Regions from separate parts of the Mus musculus genome. Here region 2 is linked to region 1. A link is a loop called in an ENCODE intact Hi-C map of the cell type or tissue named here. Cell type or tissue: heart. All regions are shown on one strand. Links, peaks and the distances in the headings refer to the core of each region. The heading gives the core; the rest is flanking DNA.

Region 1 (3,137 bases), core at 406-2,905:
TGGCCGTCCTGTGGTGTCTGCCCATAAAAGCCAATGCCTGTTGGGAAATCTGTTTTCTAGAAGACCCCCCACCCTGACCTCTGTGTCAAGGACCAGTGGCTGCCTTGCTGTGTGGATCAGGGAGGGGCGGTGCTCTCTACAGTGAGGTCAAACAGCTCTTCCTTTCTGTCTAAAGTTCTGCTGCTGAGTGACCCAGGCTTGTCTCTTTCAACAGCTCTTGAAAGGCCAGTGGGAGAGTCTATCTGGATGTGCAAGGCTTCTGGTAGCCACCCTCCTTGTTTGTTTTTTTCCTTTCTGTCTTTTTGAGACAGGGTCTCTCTATGTAGCCCTGGCTGTCTTGGAATTCGCTGTGTAGACCAGGCTGGCCTTGAACTTACAGAGATCTGCCTGCCTTCGGAGTGCTGGGATCAAAGCAACGTGCCCCCCATGCCCTTGTTTGTTTCTGTAGGACTGTGGCAATGAGGCACCAGAACCTCATTAGTTAGAACGGGAGTCTGTGTGTTGCCTTACAGCCCTGAACGTCATCAGTCAGGATCAGGGCTGGGCTTTCCAGCCTTCTGGAGGCTTCGATGAGTTTTCATCTCTGACCTCTTCCAGTTCTGAAAGGACCCGTGCTGTCCCCGCCATCCCCCCAGCCATCAGCACACTGCATCTCCCAGTCTGTCTCTGTTCCAGGCTTCTCTTCCTGCCTGGAGACCCCATGGGGTTGCTTGTACTACCCAAGCTAACTTCAGTATACATTCATTTTTTTCATCACAGAAGGGGAAGCACCATGCAACCATAAAAGATGTAGGAGAAAGAGGTCCAGGGAGTTACAGCGAGAATCCCCAGGCAGGAATGATGGCAGATGCCTGTAATCCCACTCAGCAATTGGACCAATGAGGCAGGAGAAGGCCTGTGAGTCTGAGGCTAGCCTGGGCTACGTATCAAGATTGTTCTCCAAAGACCAAAATAGGGAAAATAACTGCAAATAAATGATTGATTAAAGCTGCAGATTGCTGGCCCAGTTGCTCCTGAACTCACTGAGGATTAGCCAGCTGTTCTCTGAGCAGTTTGCTCTCTGCCTGATGCCCTGAGGAGCCAGGAGACAAGCAGGTGACACGCCTGCCCTTTACAGAAGTGATGGCAGCTAAACCTTTGGCGCAGATGTGCCAAACTGTGACAATGCCTCGAAGAAAGGAGCTGTCAAGGGAGGCCAATGTGTTGGGGAAGTGCGTGGGATCCGTGGGTTCCAAGAGTGTCAGGGGCAGGGAGCGTGTCTACATAGGCTCTTAGCCCTGGCTCCTCATCTGCCAAGCTTGCAGAGTCCAGTGCTAGTGTTCTGAGCACCCCTCCCCCCGTCCCCGCCCCCCAACCCAGGTCTTTGCTTTTTATCTCAGCCAAAGAAGATTAAACTGGACCTGCCTCCCGAACGAAGTCTCGTCAGACAGCCATAGTACAGATGACCACTAGAGGGCGCCATGTACATAGCGTTCCTGCTCTCAGCCCAGTTTGGGGGCGGGGGGAGTGGTTCTCCCCGTGGCAGGTGTACAGTAGAGCTCTTTTGTTGTTGTTGTTAATGGCTTAATGATTTAATCTTCTTATTTTCTCAGCAGAACCGCTTTGGACTTCTGGGTATGTGGGAACATTACCGATCAGATTAATTACCGCTGGTTCCACAGCTGGGAAGCGGGCCTCGCCGGCTCCGCTGAGGAGTGACTCTCCTGCTGCCATTTCTGCTCTCATTCCTGTTCTACACAGTGCATTTCTCTATCTGTATTGAGCTTGACCAGGCTTGTTCTGCCGCTTCGAGCGACCAGCAGATTTCATTCCCAGTCTGCCTTGGTGAGCAAGCAACCTGTATAGCTTTCTCAGAGGGATGGCACGATGTGTGTTCACCACCGGCAGGGAAATCTGCATTTTGCTCTTTTGCTGTTTATTTGTTTGTTTGTATTTGGGGTGTTGCACGCTCTTCTCTCTCCGAATTCTTCTGCACCTCCCCCCAACCATGATTAAAATCACTTGTCGAAAGGCAGTGGAATTGATTGAAAGGAAGTGGGATCAAAAGCAACCCTTCCTAAGTTGGGGACTCCAAGGCTTGCGGCAAAAGGCCTGCTGTGTGGCCTGGGGTTAAGAGTCATTGATCATCAGCACCTGAGCTGAGGGTCTGAGCCAAGAGAACAGATGATGATCAGGGGAGCCCTTCTGTGCGGGGCTGGGGTGTAGGGTGCAGCTTCAAAAGCAGGGAATCAAGTCATAGGGCTGAAGTCCTCTAGACTAGCCAGTATGCTGTGTGACTCTGCAGTGGTGACACTGGCTGGACATGGTGTCACATACTGTAGTCCCAGCACTTTGGGAGGCCCGAGGCAGGAGGATTGAGAGTTCCAGGACAGCCTGAGCCACCGGGCTGGCTAGTTTTATGACAACTTGACACAAGCTATAGTCATCTGGGAGGAGGGAACCTCAATTGGAAAAAGGTCTCCATAAGGTTGGGCTGTGGGCAAGCCTATTAGAGCATTTTCTTAATTAGTGATTGATGGGGGAGGGCAGTGATTAGTGATTGTGGGCAGGGCCATCCCCAGGCTGGTGGTCCTGGGTTCTATAAGAAAGCAGGTTGAGCAAGGCAGGGGAAGCAAGCCAGTAAGCAGCACCTCTCCATGGCCTCTGCATCAGCTCCTGCCTCCAGGTTCCTGTCCTGCCTGAGTTCCTGTCCTGACTTCCTTCAGTGAGGGACTATGATCTGGAGGCATAAACCAAACCAGCCCTTTCGCCATAGCAATAGTAACCTTAACTAAGACAGTGTCCAAAAGGAAGGACTAGGGACGTAATTCAATGGCAGAGCATTTGCCTAGTGTGTGTGAGTCCCTGGGTTTGACCCTAGCGGCAACCTGGGGTACCTGAAGTTGAGGTTCCAGCAGTCTCTGACCTTCCCCAGTGGCCTGTGCTGTTTGCTGGCCCTCACTGCTCCATAGCTGTGGTCCACACTTCCTTTCCCCCTGGACTGGGCCTGCATTTTCAGCTTTACCACAGCCCTTTGAGCTTAGATGGCCCTGAGCCTCCCATAGGCACTGTGCTGGTTTGAGTCTGACACCTGCTCTTTGCAGGGACTTTGGAGGGCCTGTGCCTCTGCAGCGTCGTCTGCAGCCAGGGATGAGCCA
Region 2 (3,137 bases), core at 462-2,961, 340 kb after region 1:
CCTCCCCACCCCTTCCCTCCCCCCAAACTACTTCAACTCTTTTATGTGACTATTTTGGCCTTTATCTTGGTGCATTAGTCAGCTTTCTATGATAGCAGCGAAATACATGAGATAATCAGCTTAACAAGAGGAAAGGTTTCTTTGGCACAATGACCCATTTACCCTATTGCTTTGGCCTGTGATTAGATGGCACATCACCAAGGGACACATGGAGGAGCAAAGCCAAGAAATAGGAGGGACCTCACCCTCTCCTGTAGGACACACCCCCTCAAATCTCCCATTAGACTCCACCTTCCCAAGTCTCACCACTTCCCAGCAGGGCCTAATTGGGATATAAGTGTCTTAAGCACATTGGCCTTTGGGGGACATTACAGATCCAACTGGTACTGTCTCAGTAGTATGTGTATTTTGTTAAGTTGTGGGGTTTGCACACAACGGTGTCTCCCTTGACATCCACTATAGATGTAAGGCCCCCTCTAAATCACCACCAGACCCTCTTGTACCCTGCCATCTGCCCAGCATCCTGCCATAGTCCATACAAACTCCTAACAGAATCAGAAATGGCCATGTGACTGTGCAGACTAGCGGCAGAAGCGGTGCATAGTGCTCTCCCCTCCTCACATTCTTCTCCAAAAGAGGCTTCACCTGGGGCATTGTATTCTCATACAAGTTTTAAACCCTCTCCCCCAACTCCTGGCATTCACCTGCCTCAGACACTTTCTCTCCTGTGGCTCTCTCTTGACCCCTGGCACTCACATCTGGGCTATTGGCCAGCCTTACCATCCCATCAGGCATCCTAAAACTCCCCCTGCGGTAGAGTTTCTGTACCCTGAAAATTCCTGTAACTTTCTCGTCCCTATTTTTTTTCCTAATGTATGAGGCAAGATCTCATATAGCCCAGGCTGGTCCCCAAGCTCCCTGTGTAGCCAAGGATGACTTTGAACCTGTGACCTTTCTGTATCTAGCTCCTGAGAGCTGGGATTACAGGTGTGTATCACCACATTTGGTTTAGTTGGTGCTGGGGATCGAACCCCAGGACCTCACGTATGCTTGGCAGTCATTCTACCTATTGAGCCACATTCTTAGCTCTTCTCAGTGATTTATGGGGGTGTGTGTGAGGGAGGAAGGGAGGGAGAGAGAGAGAGAGAGAGAGAGAGAGAGAGAGAGAGATCCAAACACTTGCACGTGGAGGTGGCAGGACAACTTGGGTGTTTGTTGCTCCTTGGGTGCTTTCCACGTTTTCTTTGAGACAGAGTCTCATTGGCCTAGAACTTTGCCAAGGTGGGGCCAAGCTAGCCAGCCAGAGAGCATCCAGGAAACTGCCTGCCTCCACCCCCCACCTTTGTCTGGTTCATGGTTACAGCCATCAAACTTGGGTTCTGACTCTTACAAAGCAAATACTTTACTAACAGAGGCACCTCCCCAGGCCTCCTATTCCTAGTCTTCAGAGTGCTCCCCCATGTGGTCACACATCAAAGCCTTAGCCCCAAACTATTTGGGAATGTTCTGGAAATGTTAGAAAATGAGGCCTTGCTAGAGGAAGGTTTCTGGAGGTGTGTCCTTGAGTGCTGTATCATATCCCTGGCTCTTCCTCACTCCCCTGAGTCTCAGCTACCATGATGGGAGAATGAAGCTTGACTCTGCCACACACTCCTGCCATGAGTCTCTGCCTCACTCCATCTCACAACAATGGAGCAGCCCACCATGGTCTGAGCCCTCAGAGACTCTGAGCTGAAACAAATCCTTCTCCTATCAAATTGGTTCTCTTGGGCATCTGTCATAGTGGGAAAAGTCTATACACCACACAGTGAAAAACACCCACATGACATGGACCACTCTATGTGGTATCTTGGTCACACTCATACTTGGATAACAGCTGGCACAGGTCTACTGTTTAGCATCTGGTCCAGGAAGGGGGGTGTGAGGAGTGCTCTGGGATGAGGGTACTCCTGGGATTTAGACAGTGCACAGTCATGGGAGGAGCCAAAAATAGGTGTAGAGCAAACCCACAGAAGTAGTGCACATCTGGCCACCATAGTGGGAGCACCAAGGTGGGAGCACCAAAGTAGAAGCATCAAGGCAGGTGCATCTAGATGGGAGCACCAAAGTGGGAGCACTAAGGGGCAGTTGCAGAGTGCACAAGAATCTGCCACCTTGTCACATGGCCAGGCTACTATTGGGAACAGGGTCAGTGGCCAAACATGAGCATGGAATATGGCAGGGCAACACTGGACTCCACTGAGCCCCTGGCATGGGTCCATCACCCCATCATGTCACCTAGAGCTTGGCCTTTGCCAGCCAGCATCCCATAAGTTGTCAGCCTGGCAGCCAGGCTCCCTGAGGTCACCCAGAACAGAGATCTGAGCTGGATGATCGCCATTGGTATAAGAGGGGCAGAGTTTAATACTCAGGTGTTCCCCAGCTTCCAGTGTTGTTTCTGCTAAGTCCAGAGGCCTGCACTTTCCCCTCCCTTGAGAGTAAATCCTGGCTAGCAAACCATTTGGTTTGACATGGACTCCCTTCCTTAGCTGTCAGGAAAGTTGTCATCACGGCCTGCAAGCCTCTTGACGGTCCCTGGCTTTCAACACTGCTGGCTGAATGTCCATTTTCTCCAGCCTGCCCTGTGTGCTCTCACTTACCCACCCGTGGGCTCCCAAAATGTTTTCACTCTGGCTCCCTCCCCTTTGCTGGTCTACCTTGAGGCTAAAGCCTCCCCAGTAGTAGCGGTGGGGGGTTGAATGAGAAATGTCCACCTCCTGCTGGTTCAGGTGTCCAACAGTTGGTCCCCAGCTAATGGTTCTGTTTGCAGAGATTATGGAACTTTAGATACAGCCTTCCTGGAGGAAGTGGGGGTGGGCTTTGAGTGTATTGGTTACTTTTCTGTTGCTATGATAAAACCCGGTGACCAAAAGCAATTGGTGACTGGTCCCAATGTCAGGGAAGCATACAAGGTAGCAAGTAGGCAGAGCAGGAAGCTGAGAAGTCACAGCTCAGCTGCGCACACACAGGGAGCAGAGAGAAAGGACTGGAAGGGGCAGGGCAATGTATTATCACACCTCTTTATTTTTGTATGTTTGTCTGAGACAAGGTCTAAATCTATAATCTAGTAAAAACCCTTTATAAGAAGTTTCAGCACA

What was found. A loop is a pair of places that touch in the nucleus more often than their neighbours do. Peaks named below come from ENCODE experiments on the same cell type or tissue, not always from the same donor. Only the 100,000 strongest peaks of a DNase experiment are listed, where the experiment ranks them.
Region 2: a loop joins it to region 1, with 2.4 times the contacts of the local background. A loop is called at or near these places in 2 of 42 quality-filtered maps.

Annotation. Positions count from the first base shown.
Region 1 is chr15:84,259,051-84,262,187 of GRCm38, forward strand. All of the region lies in intron 1 of Parvb (parvin, beta), which reads left to right. Among named protein-coding and RNA genes, the nearest start is that of Gm33723, 21 kb to the left of the region's middle. In heart, for the core only: a CTCF peak has its summit at 1,459 (motif pointing right); a DNase peak (open chromatin) is centred at 1,471; H3K27ac peaks cover 420 bases.
Region 2 is chr15:84,595,764-84,598,900 of GRCm38, forward strand. No RefSeq gene overlaps it. Among named protein-coding and RNA genes, the nearest start is that of Gm34095, 21 kb to the left of the region's middle. In heart, for the core only: a CTCF peak has its summit at 1,475 (motif pointing left); no DNase peak of the experiment used is centred there.